Regions from separate parts of the Mus musculus genome. Here regions 2, 3, 4 and 5 are each linked to region 1. Evidence: chromatin loops called from intact Hi-C (ENCODE). Cell type or tissue: heart. All regions are shown on one strand.

The links. Peaks named below come from ENCODE experiments on the same cell type or tissue, not always from the same donor. Only the 100,000 strongest peaks of a DNase experiment are listed, where the experiment ranks them.
Region 2: a loop joins it to region 1, with 8 times the contacts of the local background. A loop is called at or near these places in 38 of 42 quality-filtered maps.
Region 3: a loop joins it to region 1, with 2.5 times the contacts of the local background. A loop is called at or near these places in 4 of 42 quality-filtered maps.
Region 4: it touches region 1 in a loop (3.0-fold over the local background); 14 of 42 quality-filtered maps call a loop at or near these places.
Region 5: it touches region 1 in a loop (2.5-fold over the local background); 4 of 42 quality-filtered maps call a loop at or near these places.

The regions. Positions count from the first base shown.
Region 1 is chr12:71,765,601-71,770,600 of GRCm38, reverse strand. No RefSeq gene overlaps it. Among named protein-coding and RNA genes, the nearest start is that of Daam1, 63 kb to the left of the region's middle. In heart, a CTCF peak has its summit at 1,994 (motif pointing left); a DNase peak (open chromatin) is centred at 1,970; H3K4me3 peaks cover 640 bases; H3K27ac peaks cover 1,018 bases.
Region 2 is chr12:72,044,871-72,049,870 of GRCm38, reverse strand. It overlaps the pseudogene Gm7986. Among named protein-coding and RNA genes, the nearest start is that of Gm40440, 7.2 kb to the right of the region's middle. In heart, a CTCF peak has its summit at 2,068 (motif pointing right); no DNase peak of the experiment used is centred here; H3K27ac peaks cover 359 bases.
Region 3 is chr12:71,990,391-71,995,390 of GRCm38, reverse strand. Daam1 (dishevelled associated activator of morphogenesis 1) reads right to left here. Exons shown (of 26, transcript NM_026102.3): 26 at 3,015-5,000. Among named protein-coding and RNA genes, the nearest start is that of Gm40440, 47 kb to the left of the region's middle. In heart, no CTCF peak of the experiment used is centred here; no DNase peak of the experiment used is centred here; H3K27ac peaks cover 369 bases.
Region 4 is chr12:72,425,880-72,430,879 of GRCm38, reverse strand. Gm33487 (a long non-coding RNA gene) reads left to right here. Exons shown (of 3, transcript XR_381676.2): 1 at 1-1,202; 2 at 3,387-3,630. Among named protein-coding and RNA genes, the nearest start is that of Gm33487, 3.9 kb to the left of the region's middle. In heart, a CTCF peak has its summit at 2,915; a DNase peak (open chromatin) is centred at 2,889.
Region 5 is chr12:71,976,338-71,981,337 of GRCm38, reverse strand. It overlaps Daam1 (dishevelled associated activator of morphogenesis 1), which reads right to left. Exons shown (of 26, transcript NM_026102.3): 20 at 4,454-4,542; 21 at 3,527-3,695; 22 at 477-584. Among named protein-coding and RNA genes, the nearest start is that of Gm40440, 61 kb to the left of the region's middle. In heart, a CTCF peak has its summit at 24; DNase peaks (open chromatin) are centred at 1,047 and 2,197; H3K27ac peaks cover 3,781 bases.

The sequences.
Region 1 (5,000 bases):
CCCTGGCTGGAGGGAAGCCTGTCCAATCAGGGTGGTCCTGATGTCTCCTTTGCTACATTTTACTTACCCTGGTCACACCATCATTTGGCTTTGTTAAAACAGAGATTGGAGTGATTTCTTGACACTCGAGAATGGTGATGTGTGACTCATGGGACTTCCTCCGGAAACACAAGTGGGTTGTCCCACTAGTTCCTGCCAGAAGGTCCCAGCTTTCCGATGTACTCCAGGCACCTTCAATATGCTTACAGTCTTCCTAGATAGGATCTCAATGTGAAGTGAGGAGTAATGGTTTGGACCCAGAGCCAAGCATGTCTCTGCTTCTCTGAAGACAGCAGATGTGCCAGCCATCTTGGAGGCTCATTAGGAGGTCTCAGTTTGGGAGATATACAGCCAAGCGAATGATGGTTCGCTGCTAAGACTCAATGCCTGCCTGTGCACAGCCACTCACGGTTGTATGGGGGAATCTTTTATTAGAAATGTACTCCCATGACTGTATCTACCGCAAATTTCTAATGTCCCTCAATAAATCTCACATGTAGGCTTTAAATAACGATTCTTCCTTCTCTCCGTTCAAGCTGGAGAAGACTGTGTCAGCACTGAGGGACCGAACACTATTATTATTTCTGCCGTCCTCAAATCCTTATTATTTTCCAACATCTCAAATCAAATGCTGCGCTAATTTCCACAATACCCATTTTATTAGTTAAACAAATAAACCTGTAGTAGCAATACCATTAATAAATTAGCAAAATCCATCTGTAAGTGCATCCATTATGTTAAGTTTATGTTGCTCCTTATTTATAATAATATTGCCCTTCTCTGAACTATTTTACTCCACTAAAGGCATTAAACAATTCACTTTTAAAATTTATGGAAAAAAGATGGCTGGAATCCTGGTAATGTAATCCTTTGAAGTTTTATTTATTTATTTATTTATTTATTTATTTTGGAATACAGTTTGGAGAAAGCAAGAATTTTCTTTTCCTCTGCGAGAGGGCAAGGCTGTTGGTAGTTCAGTCCCTTCCCTTCGCCAGCCTTCAAGTCTAGCTCACGTTTCCATGCCCAAAGCATCATAAATAACCAATGAAGTAAAAGACTGTGTCTAAACACTAGGAGTCAATTTCCATAAACGCTCATGTTAAAAAATGCATGACTGGTGTGCTACAGTGTGGACGTGTTTCTCCCTCACCAGCATCAACCTCTGTGCCCTCAGGAATAAGTAAAAGGATCTCAAACCAAGAAGGTGGAGAGGAGCGAGTAGTAGGTGTTAACTGACCACTGCCCTCTGACCTGTAAACACAGTAAAATGGTAGGAAGCTAAACAACCCCGCCCCCACCCTCCGCCCCCACCCCTCACCCTTCACCCCCCACCAACGCCCATGACTCTGTTTCCACAATGGGTGACACAGCAGTGGCCGCCTCCATGACTCTCCGAAGCCAGAGAATACATATGTGGTGCTCACGCAGTGCTTTGGGCTTAAGCTACTGAACAAGAGCCTCTGCTTAGTAGAGAAAAAGACTTAGAGCAGCCACTGACTGTCATTACTGCTGCTGCTGTCCAAGAAAGCTGAGAATGGTAGAGAATAATTTCTGTTCTTTCTCACAATGCCTTAGTAAGTTCTATGTACGTTATTAGTTATTATTCGTAAGTTAGAATGTTGGTTTTATGAATACAGTTTTTGTCGTGTGTACCCAAGTTTTCTTAAGGTCCTAGGACCTTTGCTTTCCTGTGCAGAGCTTCCAGCAGGAAATTTTGCCTGGTTGGTCTGCTTTTAAACGAAAACCAGTATTCTTGTCGGCGTTTGCATTTTAAGGATTTTTACGGGCAAAATGCTCAACAGAGCCGTGCTACACTCTTCATTAGAAGAGGGAAGAGTAGAGAATGTCAAAAACAATAAACTCACGGAGTTTTGAGTCTCCGCTTCAAGCTTCAAGTTCCAGGCAACCTTTGAGACGTTTCGAAGCACAACACCGCCACCTTCTGGTAGCGTCTTGCCATCGTTCTCTCTGCCAGTTGATGGGGGCTCTCTTCCATCCATAATTTGTGTTTTCTGTTAGGACAGATCTAATTTGATTTGTAGCCTTGAAAACTTTAGGTAAAGTCTAGACAATGTCTTAGTTAATTTGAATTAAGATCAAAGAGTCTGAAAACAGAGGGCTTTTAACTGGTTCTGTTGTCGGAGAGGGACGTGATTTTGGTATCAGCGATCTTACCCGAGGCATTCTGTGCCGTTGTTTTTCAAATCTATTACAGGTAAGACTCTATTTCTTGTATCCCAGGCAGGCCTGGAACGCACTGTGTGGCTGAGGATGACCTTGAACTTCGGATTCTTCTGCTTCCTCTTTTTTTTAAGCTAGGGATTAAGCTGCAGCTATGTGTATACCAGGCAAGCACTGTACAGCTGAGAGGCATCTCCGGTCCACTTTCCTAGAGCATTGCAAACATTTTAAACATCACTTGTGTCCTAGGAGGTGGTGAGACTGAGAGGGTTTGCCCCTCACTGCTCCACACTGACCACAGTCAGCCTGCTACATCTCCTGGCCAAGTGAGTCACAGGGGAGATTGGCTAATGGGGTTTTCCTTTTCTGTCCAGTAGAGGAAAAGACGGCAGTGTAGAGGAAGGTGGTCCCAGCTCTGCTCTTACAAAAGACCAGGAGCCCCAAAAGATGGTGAATTGTAGTGAGAGTTTTGGTTTCTTAAAAAAAAAAATACAGTTCTTTATGTGAATATATATTTTTTATTTAATTCTCAAGCGTGGGATATGGGGCTGCTTCAGGTTGTCCACAGCAATTAACTGTGATTGTTTCTAGGTGGTGTGTGTGTGTGTGTGTGTGTGTGTGTGTGTGTGTGATAGAAGACTCTGAAGAAGGCATAAACAGGAGATCCCAAAGAGGGCCTGTGGGGCTGGCTGATGCTCTTCCAGTTGCTTCCCCCACTGCTGCTGGTGGGTTTGCTATAGCTTGTCTTCTGGTTTTCTGGATGGCCAGATATTCTGATGACTAAGATTGGACTTACCCCAAGGAATCCAAAGACCCAAATTGGCAGGAAATAGGCCAGAGAGGTCTACACCACACCCCCTTTCCCTCTAATCTTCTTTCTCTCCTATCCAGTGTTGGGGTTGAAAGGAATAAGGGTTGGAAGGGAGGTAGAGATATAAGAACCCAATAAAATAATAAGACAAATATGCCAACAGTGAATTCTCTGTTTGAGAAAAGGCCCAAGAATCTTGGCACCCTATGGGATATCCAGCCAAAATGGGACGTCACTGGCTACTTCAAACAGCTCTGCTGCACCTGGCTTTAGCTGCAAAGGGCTGTCCTCTCCTGTGGGCTAACGAGCCTCCTGCAATAAACCAGTTCAGCCAGCTTAGGCTATCAGAGCCAGTCCACAAGCACAGGCCAGAGGCAGGGCAGGAGAAGAAGAGGCTGTTGGCTTGGGTGAAGAAGAGAGCTGCCTTTGAAGGGTGCTCTCCCCACTGAAAGACTGCCATGCCTTCAAGCCAGGGTCAATACTGCCTCTACCTTAGTGGGAAACAAGAAGGCTTAGCTAGTGGTCACATGATGGGGGTCTGCTGCATCAGCTGGAGGAAGAACAGGTTGGGGGCATCTGGTCCACTGGAGGAAATGGATCTGCATTGCCTTCACACAGGTTAACACAGAAGACAATGCTGTTCTGGCTAGGCTGCTGGAAGCTTCAAGGAGCAACTACTACAGATACTATGGGAACTGCAGACATCTGTGAGACAAGGTTTTGGGTTCAAAGTCTGGCTGCCATTGCCAAGCTGGAAAAGGCAGAGGCCACTAAACTGAGTTAATTATGGACCAGATCAGTTTCCTCTGAATAAATAAAATCTGTTCTTCAGTTGGAAAAAAAAAAAAGACAAAGAGGGCTGGTGAGATGGCTCAGAGGGTAAGAGCACTGACTGCTCTTCCGAAGGTCATGAGTTCAAATCCCAGTAACCACATGGTGGCTCACAACCATCTGTAATGAGATCTGACTCCCTCTTCTGGTGTGTCTGAAGACAGCTACAGTGTACTTATGTATAATAAATAAATAAATCCTAAAAAAAAAAGACAAAGAATATTCTCTCCTAAGGTTTGGGTGTGATGGAGAAACAAGAGAGAGTATGGTTGGGGGAAAAAATCACGGATAAGCTGTACAGCTATGGAGAACATGGCCAAGAGAGTTGGTCCGAAAGCTGCCTAAGCAATCGGTAGGTGAGTGGGAGTTTTGCTGTTGTGTAATTCCTTTCATTGGGGTTAAGTGTTTCCAAGTGACTGGTTGACTGGAAATGCAGCTGGAGCCACTGATTTCACTCAGCAAGTTCTGCCATAGAGATATAGGCAAACAGTCAGTCTTAAGAAGAAATAGTTAACTGGAGGGCTGGCAGGGTGGCTCAGCAGGTGAAGGCACTTGCCGTCAAGTCAGATGTCATGAACTCAGTCCTCAAGACATACATGGTAGAACTTAAGAACAGACTTCTGCAAGCTGTTATCTGTTCATGGTGTATGCATATTTGTAAGTACACTGTAGTTGTCTTCAGATGCACCAGAAGATGGAGTCAGATCTCATTACAGGTGGTTGTGAGCCACCATGTGGTTGCTGGGATTTGAACTCAGGACCTTTGGAAGAGTAGTAAGTACTCTTAACCGCTGAGCCATCTCTTCAGCCCACATATTTGTACACACACATGTACACACACACTAACAACACACATGCACACAGACACACATGCTAAATATAGTTTAAAAGTAATAGCAATGAAAATGAATGCAAAAAAATATATGCTTTTGTATCTCATTTCTGAAACACCCTGCTAGGGCTAGACTTGGAGTGAATGTCCATTCGTTGCCCCACCACACTTGATCCCAAACTCCATGACAGGAAAGGGACATGCTCACAGAGCAACCCTACTTGTTTTCTTCTCCTTGATCCATGTACTGAGACGTGGGAGATATTGGGATAGGTAAGCAAGATGATCGTATTTTCAAAGTCAAGC
Region 2 (5,000 bases), 280 kb before region 1:
AAACTCTTATACCACTGATGACCTTAGACCAGAAATGATTAAATAATGTAGCGAGTGCTATACACAGTAAATATAAAGAAGCAAATGAATGAAATAAAAGGAGACAAGGAAAGAGAAAATGAAAGCAATACTAAGTGAAAGGAAAAGGCAAAGAATATTATAGATGGGAGAGGACAAAAAGCAATAGAGTTTTTTAAAAAAAACAAAAAAACACAGTTCCCCAATAGTGAAAAAAAGTAATCAAAATAGTTAAGTATAATCCAAGAAGTAAAGTAAAAACATAAAAATTTAAAATAACAAGAAAGCACCACGAAAGCAGAATTTTTTGTTTTTGTTTTTTGTTTTCCGAGACAGGGTTTCTCTGTGTAACCCTGGCTGTCCTGGAACTCACTCTTTAGACCAGGCTGGCCTCGAACTCAAAAATCCACCTGCCTCTGCCTCCCAAATGCTGGGATTAAAGGTGTGTGCCCCCACTGCCTGGCTGAAATGCATAATTTTCAAGGTGGGAGAATTACAAAGAGAAAAGGCTGAAATGTGGGGGTTTGTTTTCTTGGTTCTTTAAAAATGGAGTCTTCCCTCTTCCTGTAAGCGGCCAGAGGTCACCTGCCAAGATGGTTCGCTACTCTCTTGACCCAGAAAACCCCACAAAATCATGCAAATCAAGAGGTTCAAACCTTCGTGTTCACTTTAAGAACACCCGGGAAACTGCCCAGGCCATCAAGGGTACGCATACCTGCAAAGCCACCAAGTATCTGAAGGATGTCACTTTAAAGAAGTAATGTGTGCCATTCCGGGGGGATAATGGTGGCGTTGGTAGGTGCACCCAGACCAAACAATGGGGCTGGACACAGGGTCGGTGGCCAAAAAAGAGTGCTGAATTTTTGCTGCACATGGTTAAAAATGCAGAGAGTAATGCTGAACTTAAGGGTTTAGACGTAGACTCTCTAGTCATTGAACACATCCAGGTGAACAAGGCACCTAAGATGCACCGACGAACCTACAGAGCTCATGGTCGGATTAACCCATATATGAGCTCCCCCTGCCACACTGAGATGATCCTGAGAAGGAACAGATCGTTCCAAAGCCAGAAGAGGAGGTTGCACAGAAGAAAAAGATATCCCAGAAGAAACTGAAGAAACAAAACCTCATGGCCTGGGAATAAATTCAGCATAAAATAAATACAGATAAAGTTTTTAAAAAAATGGAGTCTTCCAGGTGGACATAGAAATTGTCACTTAAACTTGGGGACTCTTCTCTTTCTGACAGTTTATACTTTTGCTGAACCTGCACTGGAGAAATATTAGTCTTCCACAGACCTCTCTTCATTTTCATAGCTTCCTTTCCTTGCATACCACACCGCCTGCTACCACACCAGTCTTTACCATCTGTGGACCAGACAGGTTCACCCACCCTCCTGAGACTCCCTGATTTAAATGTCCTGTGGTGGCCAGCGTTTTCACCAGAGGGCGTCTGTCTAATGCACTGGGACTCACACACACAACACTGAGATCTCTACAGACAAACCAGTCTCCATCCTTTCAAATCTACCCACCTTTGGCACGGTCCTGGAGGAAGAAGACTATTTCCAGAGCTGCCATGGTCGGAGCCTACTCTCAGGCAGCCCTGACACACTAGGTTCAGCAACTGTCTCAGGAGGGAGATTAAACAGATAATTCATAGTGAAAAGCAGAAAAGGGAGGTTTATTCAATGTGGGCACACTGGGAAGAGAAAAACGTAGACCGTTGACCACTAAGTCTATCTTTGGGTATAGGTGTAACTAGAAGGTGAGACTTATACATAACTATGCAGTCCTGGCCCTGCCCACGCCCATTAGTCTTCCCTATAAGGTGGTCTGGCGAGTTTTCAGAGCTCTGTGAAACTTCTTTCCAGGAGAGAGGCTTCCCTTCCAGCTGGTGCCAGGGCCCCAGCTTTTGCCTTCTTCCATTTCGAGACTCCTGGTAAATTTTCAATTGCTTTGGAGTTCATTGTTTTAATTGTCTTATAACTAAAGGGCACACATACCTAGAACGTCTACCAGGATGGTTATAATTTAAGTGCCTGAAATACTGCTGCTTTTCCACAAGATGGCTCTATTATCAAATACAACAATTTTCAAAGCTGGAAACTTATGAACCACTTGTAAACGTTGGTACCTTGGGGTGCATTAATCTTTAAACATTTTAATGTCCTTATTGATAGCAGCTTTTCTCTTACCATTTACCTGTTTAGGTTTTGTAGGGAACCTTGGAGATGGCTCAAGACCCCCAAGACCAAGTTCTCAGTGCAAAAGAGATTTATTTAGCCAGAGAGGCAGAGGGCAGGGCTAAGGGACAAAGAGCCAGAGACAGGGTGAAGGGGAGGGAAACAAGGGAGAGGGAAGAAAGGGGGCAAGGAAGAGGGGTAGGGTGGTGTTAGTCCCAGAGGACAAAGGACTGCCTCTGGATAGAGAGGAGACAGACATGGCTCATAAGCAAATGGCGGTTTATAAAGGTAAAGGGGGAAAAGACTATGTTAGGATGAAGTGTTTAATTTTAATTGGGCATGATAATTAGGTGAGCCAAAGGGGATTTTTTGATTGCTGGACTTCAATACTTTGATAGCTAGACCTTGGTAGTCAGCCTAAGGAGGAGAAAGTGGCTAAACAAGGGAATAGACCTTGGTGGGTAGTTTAGGAATGGAATCTAATGGGCTTTAGCAAGGCAGAGGGAATAGGGGGGAGTAGGGAAAGGACAAGGCCTGCCAGACCCAAATTTGCCGTGCCGGATTGGCTAGAGTACCTTCAGGTATGTTTATTTTAAGATGTTTTAGTTTTAACTTTGTGTAAATGGGGGTTGGAAAAGACACACCATGCAGATGCCCTCGGGGTTCAGAAGAGCCCATTGGATCACCTAGAGCTGGAGGTACAAACATGGAGGAGAGAGGGTAACTCGTGGGAGTTGTTTTCTCAGCCAGATGATCAAACTCAGGCCATTCCAGGCACCTTTATCTGCAGATCTATCTCACCAGCTCTGAATTATGTAATATATTAAAGTATAGATGATATCATTTTAAAATAGCCTACGTGTGTTGAAAATATTTTAACAGGAAATAGCATTGAGTATATACATTAAAATGCGTTTCAATTAAAATGTCTACTACTGTATATTGCTAGTAGCAGGTTTCTCACACTCAATCCTTTGAAGGATAAGCATCGTCTCAGTACTACGGGTGTTCAGTTCATGTGCTTTAATTGATGGCCTCATGTCCTGTGCTGTGGATGGAGCCTGTCATGGCAACTGAGAAACAGGTCAAACTTCTCAGATTTAGAAAACGGTATTGGGGTAGCCAGTTAAGAACAATCTATGAAGCATAATCTTTTCTTTTCAGAGAATGGGATGGAACATTTGGTGTGGCCAACATTTAATGAATGCTTCCATCCATATCTCTGCTTAAACTATATCATTTACTTTACTCTCTGTGGCTTCCATACTACTATGCTTACCCAAGGATAAAGCGGTGGAGATGAAAAGAAATAGTTTGTTCAAGATCACTTAGCCCAACAGCCGGAGAAGTTGGGTGGGCTGGCTGGTTTTATGTCAACTTGACAAAAGCTAGAGTCACCTGGGAGGGGGAAACATCAGTTGAGAAAATGTCTCTCTAAGATGGGACTGTAGGCAAGCCTGTAGGCCATTTTCTTAGTTAGTGGTTGATGGGAGAGGGGCCCGGCTCTTTGTGAGTGGTGCCATCCCTGGGCTGGTGGTCCTGGGTGGTATAAGAAAGCAGACTGAGCAAACCATGGGGAGCAAGCCAGTAAGCAGCACCCATCCATGGCCTCTGCATCAGCTCCTGCCTCCAGATTCCTGCCCTGCTTGAGCTCCTGTCCTGACTTCCCTTGATTATGAACTATGATGCAGAAGCAGAAACTGAATAACCTTTCCTCAAAGTTTGCTTTTGGTCAGTGTTTTGTCATAGCCGTAGAAACCCTAATGAAGACAGTGAGGAAGGCAGACTCGAGCTCACTGATCTTGTCCTCTGTGCCTAAAACTTAGGTCTTTTAGGAGTGTTCACTCCACCTGAGTCCACGCTGCTGCTAGAACAACCACTCTGTTGACAGTAGTGAACCTATATCCTATTCCGTACCTCTGCCTGTGGGAACTTCTGTGGGAACTTTATGAAAGCTTACATACAGACTCACCTCTTTAGAGAAGCATCCTTCAAGGTCTCTGGAAATGGGAAGTTAATCTTTCAGACTTATATTAGCACTGAACAAACAGACAATACACCATGGAAACTAGGAAAGGTCAGATTCTTGGAGATCACCGAAGGCCCGGGCAGAAGGAGAAGTGTTGTCAGTTACGGGTTCTTATTTTAATGACACAGGACAGCCTTGTAATAGTGACCAGGATAGAGTCAAGTAAATGCACCATTTTGTGAGTTTGGTGGGAAGGTATTAAGAGAAGGAATATAAACACGGCCTCGTGGAAATCTGCTGCTTCTTATTCACTGCTAAAGGTTCCCTGAAGAGGGGGCCTTGGAAGGTCTCCTGTGACCAACACTGAAGGGCAAAGGAAAGAAGGGAGAGAGGAGAACAGAAGAAATTAATGAAAGAGAAGAAGAGACTGAAGAGAGAGGAAAACAAAGGATTGATTGAGAGAGAGAGAGAGAGAGAGAGAGAGAGAGAGAGAATGTGGAGCATCAGATGATCAATGAAAACTGAACATTTATGTGTTTAACGCACAGCTAGTTTTTCCTCACATCTGAGGCAGTCTCACTGTGTGGTGCAGGCTGGCCTCAGTCTCACTCCGGATCCTCCTATCCATATTAATGTTGGAGGTGCATTCCTGCCCCGCCAGGCCTACCTAGCTTAATGTGATCATTAAGCCGTTGTGCTAGGCTCTTAGCCACCCGTGGAAAGCAACAAGTCTTGGGGAGCAGGTAAGTTGAGTGAAGCAATGTGTACTAACTACAGGACAGCAGTTGCAGATTCATTCTCAGCTCCTTCCATTGTTTCAGCTTCTCC
Region 3 (5,000 bases), 220 kb before region 1:
GGGTGTCCTATAGTCTGGCTCTCCTTTTAAAAGTACCGTCTTTCCTTCATAGTTTTTGGAGACTTTGTCTAGCATCCTCTCCGGGAAACCTCCTCCGATTCTGGAGTGAACAGATAAGCCCAAGACAATGAGACCTGGACTGTTTCCTTACCCTGGAGGCAGGGATAAAGACATTAACTACACATGCTCCCGTCACAAGGGACTGCAGACTTGTCACACATAGGTCCAACATGACCCTAATGGGTATAGGAATGAGCTGGGAAAGTGGCACTGGAAATTACTAACCCACTTCCCCTTCTCCTAGAGCAGCCACACAGGGAGGCAGAGAGAACTAATTAGCATAACCATTGAGTGTGACTGTCCTCAGAGCCAAGCTGGGCCACCATCTTGGGACGCCCACTGAGCTCACTTGCAAAAGGACCGTCCCAGCTGGCTTGGTGACTCTTAGGCTGTTCTCAACTTGTGGATCTCCAGCAGGGGTCACATATCAGAGATCCTGCATATCAGATATTTTCCTTACAGTTCATAACAATAGCAAAACTACAGTTATAATGTAGCAACAAAATAATTTGATGTTTTTTTTTTTGGGGGGGTGGGGTGTGTGTGTCACCACAGGAGAAAGTGTGTTACAGGGTTACAGCATTGGGAAGGTAAAACAGACTGGTTTATACCCTCATGGAGGGTGGGAAGGCCACACTCCACCTGGGCATCTAGTTGCTCCCTACCCCTAATTGTATGCAACTCAGCCTTAATTGCACATGGCAGGGTTGGTGGGGGACAGCATTATTGGCTGAAAGAGACCAGGGAAAGGGTTTCATCTCATCAGTGGGGTAAGCCACTCCTCACTGTCTGTGCACCCTGTGCCCTCAATTGGTTCTCCAGAGCGAACTCCAACAGAATGGTGCCTCTGCTTATCCTTTGGAATTCTGAAGTGGTAGCTGTCAGTGGTGGCTCTCCCTGAGGAGAGGAGGTAGATGGTGCTTATGGCATCCCCTCTGAGAAGGAATTTTAACACCACCAAGTAACATGAACAAACCCCATCTCGACTTAGGAGCTGTTTATTTTCTCTGAAAACCCCAAGCCTACCAAAGTTTGATAAGCATACAGATGCTCAGCGGGTTGAGACGGGGCAACTGACCCTGAGGCCAGCATGGGCTCAGAGGAGAACTTTGTGACACAGAAAAGGCTTTCTCAGACAAAGGAAAAGAAGAAAAGAAAAGAAGAGAGCAAGAGAAGCAACCTTCGTCTGTGCTCAATAGAGTTTGTTTGATCCCATGGAAACACAGTTGATTACAAGGCCAGGGAAGAGATCAAAGGGCAGGTGGGGCATTTTTCTTCACTGTCCAGACAATGTCCAAACATTTATGTTATGGGTATGAGTATTCTCCTTGCAGGTCTCTGTCTGTGTATTACATGTGTGCATGGTGCCTGAAGAGGCCAGGAAGAGGTGTTATATCCCCTGGAACTGGAGTTACAGATGGTTGTAAGCCACAACAAGAGAGGTGCTGGGAATTGAACCCAGATCCTCTCTGCAAGAGCAACAAGTGCTCTCAACCACTGAGCCATCTCTCAAGCCACACTATGCATTCATTATTGTTTCTTTTTGTGTGTGCATATATATATTTATAGTTTAGGTAACCAGAGGTAGAATTACTGGGTCCTCTGCAATAAGTGCTCTTAACCACCAAACTATTTATCCAGTCCCCTCAAATTGTTTTAAACTTAAGCAAAGCTCATATTATTGGGAGGAAGCGTATAGATATAGAGATGTAATACATTATAAATACAATGTAATAAGCAGACCTTAATAATTAGAACCTATACATGACCCAGAGACAGGAAGTCTGTTACCCCAAATCCCACAAAGTTGGCATCTACTCAACTACCCATCAATGAGTTGCCCATTTGGCTTTGGAATGATTATGACCAAACCAATGTGCCCAAACTGGCTTGGAGAGACTGGGGTGAGGATGTCCAGACTCCATGCACAAACAGGGCAGGTATTGTGGTGGCCTACAATTTCAGCACTTGGGGAGGTAAAACTAAGATTCCCTAAATAAACTAGTAAATTAGGCTAGCCAGAATCTGCAAGCTGGAATTAGCGAGCTCTGGGTTTGGAGACAGCCTCAATATGGTAGAAATTGATTAATATATCATGTCAACTAATAAGTGTAAACAAACTTGTTCACACAACATTGAATGAATACACACACACACACACACACACACACACACACACACACACACGATATCCAATTTACTACATATAAATCCACATCAGGCTACAGGAAAAGGGCAAAGTTCTAGATGGGTCGGTCACATGCTGTGACTCTGTTATCACCACGGTCGGGTCGGTCGGGTGAGTGAAGACTAAACTGCCTAGAATGGTCTGAAGTCTTTACATCTCGTCATCCACATACCGAGGGCAAGCAAGGCTCTATGTGGTTCTGTGTGTAGCGCTACTCACGTACAGATAGGAGGCAATGGTGTGCTCGTGTTGCAGGATGGGTGGTCTGACCTGCGGATGTCTCTCCTGTCTGAACTCCAGCAGTGGAGAGCAGTTTTAGGTACCATGCAGTTACCCTGTAACTCAATGGCAAACAAAGCTGGCAGCAGTAATCAGAACACGGAGTCCAAAGATCAGGAAGGTCAGAGTATGGCGGGCCTGACGGATGTTTTCAGCTTGACTTCAAACTGGACTGAGGAGAAAGGAGCTTGCTGGGATGTCTTCCTCCTTGCAGGTGGCGTTTCTCGTACTGAAGCACATCAGGGATGTTTCATGACGCACAGGTGTTGATGCTGGAGACGGAAGCTCCATCACACCTAACTCAGAGGCATACATGTGCCACATCAACCAAGTACGGAAAGAGTTAGCAGTGTAGTCTAGACATACGAAACGCTGCTGCACTAGGGACCTACACTCCTTTAGGTCCAGGGTAAGCACATTTGAAAATACATATAGTATTCTGATTCACTGATTTGCTGCATTTAAATTCAATGGTAGAGTACACTAGGAAGTTTAACCTTGCTATTTTAATAATGCATAGAAAACAGATCTGTACACCCAGTGAAGTCATCTTTATTGCATATTGCCATTTAAAAAAATGTACAGTCTCATAGCACACACACACATCTTTTTTTTTTTCTTGGTTCTGTAACAACAGTCTTGCAACCTAAAGACTAAGTGGTTCCAGCTACTAAGCTAATAAGATACGAGACATTTAATTAAGTTTAAAAATTATAATGCTTTTCAATTTTTGGCATTATTTAAAAAAAAATCTTTAAAATACATACTCAAGAGAGAAAAGTGGCTACTTACACCAGCACCAGTCTAAAAAGTCGATTTTTGTTTGTTTGTAACAATGGCACATGAAGTTTCCTGCACACAGTCTTTAGGAAAATAAACCCAGAAGCTGGGGATGGCAAAGGTGGCCTACTGGGAGGCCTACATGGATGTGAGGATGATTCTAAGAGGGGCAAGGGGACATGCGACACAGACTTGCTCTCTGTTGTGAGTCTCTCTCCACAGTTCCAAAACTGAGCTGGACCAAACTTTTCCTGCTATCAATAGAAAAGAATATACAAAGAGGCACTTTAGATCAGAACAATGAAATCCATCACCCCACCCCACTCCTCCTCGCCACGTCTCCATCAGCACCGCAGCCAGGATGCTTGCAGCCTGTGGTTAGCGCGGGGCTGGGAGAGTCAGCTCTGCTTTGTCCCTGTGACTGCCTTAGTGAAGAGCCATTTGCTTCCACATAATGGGTAGAAGGTCGCTAAGTTTGTGATGAAGAAAGACAAAAAAAAAGTAAAAAGCACAGCTCTTGACAATTCTTAGAGCGCTGCTTCACAGCTTTTACACAGCACAGATTCCTCGCCATCTGCACTAAACATTATAGTTCATACAGATTAGTTTTTAAATAGTACGGTTCCTGTCTACTATGCACATTGGTATTCTACCGTCCCTGAAAACACCGTGGAGAATGTGAACTCCTTGGTGGGCAGGGACTCTGTCTTGCTTACCACTACAGCTCTACTATGCCTGGTACATAGTAAGTGCTTAATAAATATGTGATACTTGACTGAAAAGAAAACTCAATTTAGCGAGTAAATAATATTGTAGTGCAATAGGAAAAACTACTCTCTCCACAGGAAACCCAACCACAAAAGGAAAGATGGAAAACAAGAGAAAATGCTAGTCCCTCCCCACACCCTAGTACAAATAAATAAAGCAAAAGAAAACAATAGTAACAGTCCTCTTTACATACCATATAATTTAAGGATACTAGGAGCTGGCAGGTCAGTGGTAAGCGTCCATTTTTATTCTCTACTGCTCATTGTGTTTTATCTCCCTGAGAGCTTTATTTTTTGGACTGAAATTGTACAGGTAGCGTCACTGACACACAATTTAAAATGACAACACGTAACAGCGATCACTTCAAATATTCTTTGAGATAAATAGATTTGAGCATCCCTGTAGATACTGTTGACGTTTCGTGTCCATCTGAGTGTCCTTTATCCTGGGACATGCAGCACGGCCTGTGAGGAAAACTGAAGACGCCCCAGAAGCACCCCTATGCCTTTAAGAAGAATCTTCAGGGAGTTCTTCCACTAAGTCTTGGATGGGAAATCTTATTTGTCAGGTCTATAGATCTGTATTGTTAGGTCAATGAGGAAGCTCTGGCAATTCTGGTTCTTAACCAGGATCCAGGAGGCATCACTGGGAAAGTGTGATTTCAAAAAACAAAAAAACCAAAAAACCAATGAAAGAAGTCATCAAGAGCACTTGGCAGAAAAATTGATGAAATTAGGGGGGAAACGGTGTTCAAGTTTTAAATATATAAACGAAGTGTGATTGACATTCTACATGATATGAATGTGTGCAAGATGTTCTCAACAGACGTTTGTACCCTAGACAAGCGTGTACCCCAACAGCAGCATCGGAACCTTGGAGCTGTTCCGCTATGTCAGTCACTGATGCGGGTGGCGGTGCCTGGCCC
Region 4 (5,000 bases), 660 kb before region 1:
TTGTGGACAAGTAGAAGACTAACCATAACCAGAAACCATGCCTAACAGGGACGTGTTGGGCTCAGGTGCTACCCTTTTCTTCTTAGTCAGCAATAGCTCCATCTCAGAAGTACAGCACAGTAATTGTCAAAACAGCCCTAGGGACTGAGTGGCACCTCCAGGCCCTTTATTTTATTTCTTAACTGGACAGACTTTCATTCCTGGTGGGAGGCATGCATGACAGCCTCACTCTGATCCCTGAGTGTTCTCTGGCCACTGTGTTCACTGCCACTCCTACTTTCTTTCTCAGCTGATTAAGCCACCTGTCTGTGCTCTCGCCACCAGTGACTCAACTAGGGGCTCATCATGCTTATCAGCAGCCTTTAAACTCGTGGTTCTCAACCTTCTTAAGCCCTTCCATACAGTTCCTTGTGTTATGGTGGCCCCCAACCATAAAATTATTTTCGCTGCTACTTCATAACTGTAATTTTGCTACTGTTATGAACCATAATGTAAATCTATTTCAATCTGCTCTCAGGTCTCTAGAAGTCTCACGTTTGGAAAGCAGTAAGTGTACATGGTACAATGGCAGCAACTGTGTACAGGGTACAATGACAGCAAGTGTGTACAGGGTACAATGGTAGCAAGTGTGTGCATGAGACAATGACAGTTTTCTTTATGACAGAGACCTGTTTACAAATGAAAGTTAGTTCAATTAAAAACAATACCTGTATAGGAGTTATTTAAGAGAAATTACTAATATCTTTCCCATATCCAGCTCTTTCAAAGGGATTAACCATTAAGTGTGGCTCCCACTCTGTCCCAGTGCTGCAGGCTCTCGCTTGAGTCCAGAGCAGAAGGAAGAAGGGAAGGTGAGAGACATGAGATCGCTGTGCCTGAGATTGCATGTGCTTAGCTTTGGGGCGTCCCTTCCCTGGTACGTTCTTTCCTTCAGCTCTAGTGGTTATATAATTTGTCTGCAGCCCTTGTTTCGAATGACTCTGTGTTCCAGATTGTCATTAAGAACCTTCCAGCTAGGCGGGACATTTAATGAAATAAAAGCCCATCCTTGCAGTCTTTCAAAACAGTGGTGCTTGATTTTATCATGGGTTTTCTTTCCATTCCCTTTCCCTTTTAGCTTAACTAAGTTGCTACACAGCGGTAGTGCTATTTGAGCCCAAGTCACATGAACTCAAGCCTGAACTATAAAAGGATGCTTCAAAGTAAGAGTTTATTGATTCTTGAAGATGACAATAATGTAGTTCTCTTTTTTGTGGAATACCAAACAACATTTATTAGTTTTTAATTTAGAATTTAACCAAGATGTTCCTTAGTTCTTGCCTAGCATGTAGAAGGGCCTGCGTGCTATCCCCTAGTACACATAACGAGAACATTTTTTTTTTTGAGACAGGATCTCACTATGTATCTCTGGTTGCCCTGGAACTCATTAACTATATAGACCAGGTCGAGCTTGAACTCACAGAGATCTGCCTGCCTTTGTCTCCTAAATGCTAAGATTAAAGGTGTGCGCCATCATGCCAGGTAAGACTTTCTGATTATAACAACTGTCCTCAAACCTTTGGATTGGATCTCCTTCTTACTTTTAAAAATTACTGAGAGATTTTATTTAAAATTTGGAAATTTAAAAAGTGCATAATGATATAGCTGAAGTTAATCTACTCTAGAGGCTGAAGCAAGATTGCTCTAACTAATATCTTACAAGTCAATATGAAATAATGTATTTGCATGAAGTAGCCCTATTTGCTACACGGAAACTTTAATGAAATACACATTATTTTACAGTTTTGAAATTCTTTTTTTTAAAAATAAAGATCTATTTACTTATTTTATGTATGTGAGTACACCGTAACTGTCTTCAGACACACCAGAAGAGGGCGTTGGATACCATTACAGATGTTTGGGAGCCACCATGTGGTTGCTGGGATTTGAACTCAGAACCTCTAGAAGAGCAGTCAGTGCTCTTAACCACTGAGCCATCTCTTCAGCCACAAGTTTTGAAATTATTAGAGATAGTTGACTTAAAAGAGACCATGGTTTATCAAACTGCATTTGTATCTAATGTCTTAACAGAAACAAATCAGCTTTGACTCAGGGGCCCTGATAATGTCAGCCACCGTTGAAAACCACTGGTTTAGAGCAGCATTAGGCTCATGTAGGAAAAATGACATAATAATCATGATTAACAGTGAATACATTTAGAAAGCTTAGATACTAGTCGATTAGTTATTAGGACATAATTTTACAATGTATTTTACACTGTTTCTTCTCTGGGTTTGAGAGATGACTCCGTGTTTAAGAGCATGTGGCTCTTTTGGAGGATCTGGGTTCAATTCCCAGACCCAACCTTATAGCTCAGAACCATCCTAACTGCAATCTCAGGGGATTCTGATCTCAAGGGGCACCCGGCATGCAAACGGTGCACATGCATATGTGCAAGCAAAAAATTCAATAAATATAAAAATGTCTTTAAATCCTATTTTGGCTTAGAAATTGAGATTCATTTTTAAAGTCCTGAAAAGTACTTTTATATGTACTTGATCTTCCTGAGTGCTGGTAACAAAGATATGTAGAGAGAGAGAGACAGGGGAGGATCTTAGAACTTGTCAGTTGCACGTTTACTGTGCCCCCACCACAGTAGATAGAATTAGCATGTTCAGTAGGAAGAGTTCAAAATTTTGAGTTCTACGTAATTTTAGAGCTGACTAGTTTTGTAAATCTGGGAAAATTACTTCACTCCTCTGAGCCACACCCCGTGTGTGTGTGTGTGTGTGTGTGTGTGTGTGTGCCGCCCCACTCCCCCGCCGTGTGCGCGCACGCGTGCTTGATACTGACTATAACTAGGTATCAAGCCCTCCCACATTCAGCTCCAATATCAATAGCTAGTGAATTCCACCTGGGAACAGGTGGGGGCAGCAGTGAGCTGCATGAGCAGGAAAGCAGGTGACTGCACTTAAGACCCAAGGGGGCGAACTTCAGGCTGGATCTAAGCATGATGAAGCAGTGGTATGCAGAAGCCCGGAAGACCAGAGCAAATGCAGGATTAAGACACACATAAGCAGAACCGGAGGTGAGTATGAGAATTAAAGCCAAACGGTCACAAGGTGTAAGACCACCAAGCAGAGCCAGGCCAAGGCCTGGATAGTGTATTCAGGTCCTGCAGAGAAACCCTGCTCTCTGCTTGAGTTCAATGATGAAGAAACACTCCAAAGTGATGGCTTGGGCTGAAGGCATAGGCCTATCCTTAAAACATAATCTGCACAATGGAATGGGGACTTCATTCACAATTAATAGGCCCAGCTAAGGTAAAGGGGAGTGTTTCCCCCTTCTTCAGCCCCCTTTTATCCTTTCTCTTATAACAAAGTGGGTTTTTTTTTCCTTTTCTGTAGGTCATCTCACCTGAGGTGACCAACTTCTTGTCTGGTCTGGAACTGGGAGTTTCTCTGGCACTTGGCACTCTGTTTTAAAGGTGGACAAATTCCAGGTGACATAAGATGAGCTAGTCACTCTACCCCACGTGAAGATGGTTCTCAGCTGGAGCAAGCCAGTTGGATGGATGTTTTGAACAGCCAATGGCCCTCGTCTCACTGAAGGGAGCACACCTGTCAGAAGACAGAATGAATCCGACCCCAGGTGAACAGTCCCATCCAGCTGTGCTCCAGGCCAGTGCTATAGGAAACTTGCTGTGGTATGAGTTAGAAATCCCATTTTTTCATAAAAGTTGAGGTTTTATTTCTGTCATGTGGAGGTCCCAACTGGAAAGGAGTAGAAGAAAAAAAAATAATCTGGTTAATTTTGAGGTCCCTGGAGATGACTGAGCATGGGCAGCTAGTCTAATATAAAACTAGTTTTGAAGTTACCTGAATCTGTCACCCTACAAAGTTGCAACAACTCAAGCAATCAAGAGAACTATGAGCTTGAGCAGGTGACATGTAACCATGACTCTTTCTCTCTGCTTGCTTCACTCGGTGTTTTCCCAAGGGGGAAAAATATTCCATGACCACTGCATTCTGTGTGAGCTACATCTCCAGGGGTATAGTTTGCAGCAAATGTGCCTGCCTCACTAACATGAGAAGCACTGATTGTCAACCTTAAAACAAGTCATGGCAATAGATTCATTTTCACAAGTTCTGTCACACTGAGGGTAACATATATCCCATGGCTCCCACTATATTTCTCAGGATTTGTTATCTGCCTCAAATTTGATCTTTACTCCTCTAGAAAGGCTTGCAGCTTTCCCAGACTCTGTTCAGAATCTAGCATTTATGCTAAGCTTATATGAGATGGCTAGAACAACCAAGACTTCCAGGACTCGAGTTCTGTGTGTGCCATGATAGAATGTGCCCACCCCTCCTTGAACAGATCCAGCTATCTGCAACTTCTAGCTTCTAATCTGTGACAGTAGCATGCCTGAAGATGGTTCGCGTTAACTATCACCATGACAACTCTAGATTCACCTAGGAGGTAACCTCTGGGCATGTCTGTAGGAGGAGGCCATCTTGCTTGTATTGATTGAGATGAGAAGACCTGGCCACCTCTGGCATCCTCATCCCTCGCTGGGATTCTGAACTACGTAAATAGAGAAAGGAGGCTGAGCAGCAGCAAGCACTCCCCTCTCTGCTCCTTGATGCATTACATCATACAGCTGCTCCACACTCCTGCTGCCTTGATGCCTCTGCCGTGATGGACTGTCAGACTATCAGCTAGAAGGACCCTTTCTCTTAAGTTGCTTTTGTCAAGGTATATATATATTTTAGACCCACCAAAAAACTTTTATTAAGTGGAAGTTAGACTTACTTCGTGGTAATTAGCCAGTTACAAAGTACATCTAAATTCACATGTGTGAACATCATAGAAATCAGAATGGTCTTTCTGAAAGACTGGTGTTCTGGCTTGGTTTGTGCCAGTGCAAGCCAAGCGTAGAACCATACGCAGAGTCAGTACAGGTTGATGATGTTGTCAGACTAGATTGGCAACACCATATTCCTTGTTACAGCTAAGCA
Region 5 (5,000 bases), 210 kb before region 1:
CCTTCCATTTGCTTCACCTTGCGTCCCCCTTTGACTCAGAGCTACCTGTGTACAGAAGAGCTGCTCTTCAGAAGCTCTGCTGAGGCTAACTATATGGCCTCACATGCAGCCAGGTGCTCTGCCACTCGGCAGCACCCCTGGCCTTCCATTTACTTTTTGTTGAGACAGTCTCACTAGGTTGTCCAGGCCAGCCTTGACCATGCTTTGTAGCCCAAGCAGGAATTGAACTTGCAGTCCTGCCTTTGTTTTCTGAGTCAGAGAAGCCAAAAAGCCTCGCTGATGCTTATACCCTTAAAAACAAATCAGATTTTACACATGGGGCAGTGAGTATTCCAAAGGACCTAGAACAAATATATATTCTCTAACACGTTTGGCTGTGATTCAAACCACTTCGCGCATTTGCACTTCAATGCGGTGCCAGCGAAGTGCCTGCTGCTCTGCAGTCTAGCTGGCAGAGCAGGGCTGGCCGTACTTACTTTACTTTCGCTGCTTGAGGAATATCCCGCAACTCTTCGCTTAGGTTGAGGACTTTGGGGTACTTATTCTCCACAATAGTTATTAGATAGTGCAAAAGAGTAATGTTCCTACGATTAAAGAAAAGGAGAACATGAAAAGTGATTAATATGGTTTATCTATTCACGGGGCAAGACCCAACATACACCAAGAACTGGTAGCGTGGCATGAGAACAGTTGTTGCACCCATTAAGGACAGCAGCTGTTTAGAAGCCTAAAAGTATTTTGCAAGTCTAGAACAACTCGATGTTGTGGTTATTGGTGATGCCCACTTAAGGTTTCATGCAAAGGGTGGTTGGATGAAAAGCCCCCATTTCAGAGCTGATGCTGGAAGTGTACCATGACTGTGCCGTTACATACACAATGTCCCTGCAGCTGTGAAATCACTTCTAATTTTAGCAGTTCTTCAGCTCTTAACTGCATGACCCTCGGTAGTTATAACAGCTGTTGGCGCCATTTTCCTGTCTGGTGATGACAGGATCGAACCTTGACTGACCTGGATAGGGAAGGGGGTGTCTGATAACGCTATCAGGCAAAGCTGTGCTAGTCTGGTCCCGTGGTCACCAATTCTACTGCACATCATAGTCACCTGGACTCCAGATGCCTGGGCCAATACCAGAGATCCATTTAACTGGGATGAGGTGGGGCCAGGCATGGATAGTTGTTAAAATTCTCTGGTTAGTCTAGCTTAGACAAAGAACCACTCATCTATCAAAGCTGTCCTAGTTAGAAGTATACAAATACATTTGTAGTAACATTTCCATAATTTAGGCAGTTTGCTAATTTACAGGGCTAAGCCACTATGCCCCAGCCCACCTATACCAAAGGGCATCAGGGTTGCCTAACAATGTTTTCCCATAACAATGTAAAGCATTTGCAGTGTTCTGTGGCTTTACCCAGACAACACTCCTGCTCTCATGGCAAGGGTTCAAATAGGTTTTTCTTTATTTTTGTTCCTACCAGTAATTAGGAAACATCTTCCATTAAAACAAAACAGTGGCCAGTACTCCTGGCCTCTCAGGCTTCTGTGAGCTTGCTACATCTTATTATTGAAGTATTACCACTGCTTATAGAACCTATCTCTCTGCCCTGAGCCTCTCCTCTAAAGGTGGAAACAAAACACTGGTAACTATCACAATAATGCTATTCTCTTCATTATTTTAGAGAGATGCTTTTTTAATCTAGAGAAATTCCCACAGAGAAACTGTGTAGCCCTCCCTGGCTGTCCTGGAACTCACTTTGTAGACCAGGCTGGCCTCGAACTCAGAAATCCGCCTGCCTCTGCCTCCCAAGTGCTGGGATTAAAGGCGTGCACCACCACTGCCTGGCTGATAATAATTTTTATTTATTCTTTTGAGAAAACTTGTTCATATAAATTCTGTAGTCACTTTACTAAGCAGACACCCTGTAAGAACCAAATTATCAGAAAGTGGGGGATGGGTGGATACTGACTTTGCCTGTGCATGCACAGGGAGAAGTTGCAAGAGATGGTGTCCTTTCAAAGACGGCTGTTCTTTATATGCAAATAAGAGGCTGCAGGTCCCTCTAACAGCCTGCAAACAAGACCCACCTGTGGGCAAAGAGCAGCACTGTGGACTGACCTGCAGATCAGGGGTTAAATCCTCCCCCAGGCTTGGGGGTGGAGCAGCAAAACCGCTACTTGGCATTGCCTTGGCTTTCTTATCTGACAACATGTGGTAAGGAACTTGGCCTGGCCACTGACAAGCTATTGTGACAATCAAATGTGAAAGTGCTCCAAAAAGCACTGGGGCTCCCGCTAAGGAAAGGACAACAGCACTGTCTCTGTGATGTGAAAATAACAGCTTAACACATGGCTTACTTCTTTTCTCAGACCGAGAGCTGCTACACACTATGGCTGCTATGCACTATGCTTCAGTAACCCTATAGGGAACATAGGGTAAGAAGTCTCATTAGTGAGGAGTAATTGGGGCGGACAGTCCGTCATGCTAAAGGGATTTGGCTCTGAGCAGCTTTACCTCAGGAAGGATTGTGCGAGGTCCTTTGAAGCCAGTGAGCGCCTCAGAGAAACAAAGCTCTTGGACAAACACGTGTTAATGTGCGTGATGACCCTACCTGCTCAGGACACAGGGGCTGGCATCTTAGCGCTTCTAACCAGACAGTTTACCTCAACTGTGAGGCTGTGCACATCCTAGGACACAACTTAAAGAGCCTTGGGGTGTGCAGCTGAAGGCAACTGCATTCACAAGACTGAGACATTCCCAGGATGCCCGGTTTCTCCTTTTTCTGAAACACAGTTCTCTGTGGAGGGGCAGAGACTAGAGAGGTCATGAGACACTCAGAGCTGGGAGGGCTATGACTTGGTTTTGGCTGGATAGAGGTCCATCAGTGAGTGGCTTTTTAGCATGTTATACTAAAAGTTTAAATTTTTTTACATTTATTTATTTACTTAAATTTTGTGTGTATGTGCATGCACACACATGAAATGGCATGTATGTTTGGGTCAGAGGACAACTTGTGTGAGTCAGGCCCTCAGTCTTGGGGAAATCACCTTTACCCATTGAGGTACCACACCAGCCCCATGAGTGAGTGAGTGAGTGAGTGAGTGAGTGAGTGAGTGAGTATTTATTTATTTATTTACCTTGGAATAGATCGGTGGTTCTTATCTGTGGTTCCTGACTCCCCCCGTCAGATATCAGATATTTATATTACAATTCATAACTAGAAAATTACAGTTATGAAGTAGCAACAAAATAATTTTATGACTGGGGGTCACCATAAGAGGAGGAACCATATGAAGGGGTTGCAGCATTAGGAAGGCTGCGAACCACTGGAATAGACAGCGTCCCTATGCAGAGAAAGTAGATGAAGGGTCCCAGGGAGCTGGAGGGTTGCGTCTGTTTGTGAGAGGAATGGGAAGGAATGGAGGTTCAGGAGCATGGTCAGGAAGCCCGAGGCTGCAGGGTCTAGGTGGGCAGTTCACGGTCTATAAAAGCACCTTGGTGCGCCAAATGCTGGAGGGGCACACACTTACTTGTCAATACTGGATTTGGTATCCGCTATCTTGTTGAGGCTGGAGATCTTGAATCCATATGCATTGCCTCTTTGTCCTTTATTCATATAATTTCCAAAAGCCAAGACCACCTCCAGGAGCTGCTTGAGGGCGCGGCTCCTGAACACCTCCTCAGAGCCAGAGCGAATCGCTTCAAAGCAAGATGCCCAAAACACACCAGTTACGGCCAAGGCTTTCAGTTACCCTGTCCTAGAGCAACACATCTTAACAGGCATTCGGGGTGTAAGAGTGGGTCACTAGACTGTGACCAAGCACTTTCAAGACATGCAAATTAGAAGCACAGTTAACAGCTACCATGGAAGGAGGTTCCACAGAGAATGGAAAAGTTCCTCTCCATTCTCAGCCCTTCTCAGGACTGACTCGCCAACCTGAAGCACTTAGGAACAGGACAGGACAGCAGAGCAAGTCTGTTTCCATTGCCTCTTGTGGCTCAGATCAGTGAATGAGTTCTGCTGGCAGTGAACTAACTGGCCGTGTGTCATGGATGGCTTGTAGGTATTACATCAGGGACTGGAACTCCGACCCTGACTCCACTGTACACTCTGTAACTGATCTTTAGTATCATCCACATCCCGAACATAAACACAGCACACTTAGGAAACCTACACTCCGCCCTGAGGAAATCCTAGGAAGGCACGGCAATGAGAATGCTAATTATAGGTTCAATGCTAGGAGTGGCAAATTCATTCCTTAGCCATGCTCATGTGGTCAAAACCCCAGTCCCTGGGAGAAGCTCAGGCCATTTGCAGGAGCTCCAGAGCCCAGGCCAGGCCAGGGTATGTAAGACACAGACCTTATATGACCATCCATTGGAATTTCAAAAGAAGCAGTTGTTTACTTTGGGCACTTGAGACAGCCAATATCTCCTGCTAAGTGGTTTGACCTTACCTTCTACTTTGGGCTTCACTTCTGCCACACGCTCTGCAAACTTCTTTTTGAAGTACAGTGATTGCAGTCTTTGCTGGTAATGATTAATTCTGTAAGAGCAAGGTGGGTTGATCAGCACTCAGAAGGAGAGCTCATTTCTCTCAAATCAGCATGGGGTATTTGGGTGATTGCCTGGGGCCCTTCATTTCAAACTCCCCTCACGTACCAACAGCTCTTGTGAAAACAGAAGAGATGAAAGGAATCAAAATGTAGATAGACTCTCCACTTCCCTCACTTCTCTCGAGTCTCTTCCCTTTTCAGTCTGGCCTTTGGCAAGGCTACAAAGACTTGTCTCTGTCACACAGCCCTCATACTCATTCCCAACCCTTTTTGCTTTGCAAGCAGCTCATTCAGCTAGGCTCCTGAAGGCAAGCGAACTTAGCCTTCCAGAGAGCTCCTAGAGGAGCCAGGGACCTGCTGGCCTCGGCTCTGCAGCGAAGCTCCAAGGTCCTTGCTGCTCGTTAGTTAGGGTGGGAGCTGCTGCAGTGTGCCTTCCCATGAAGCTTAA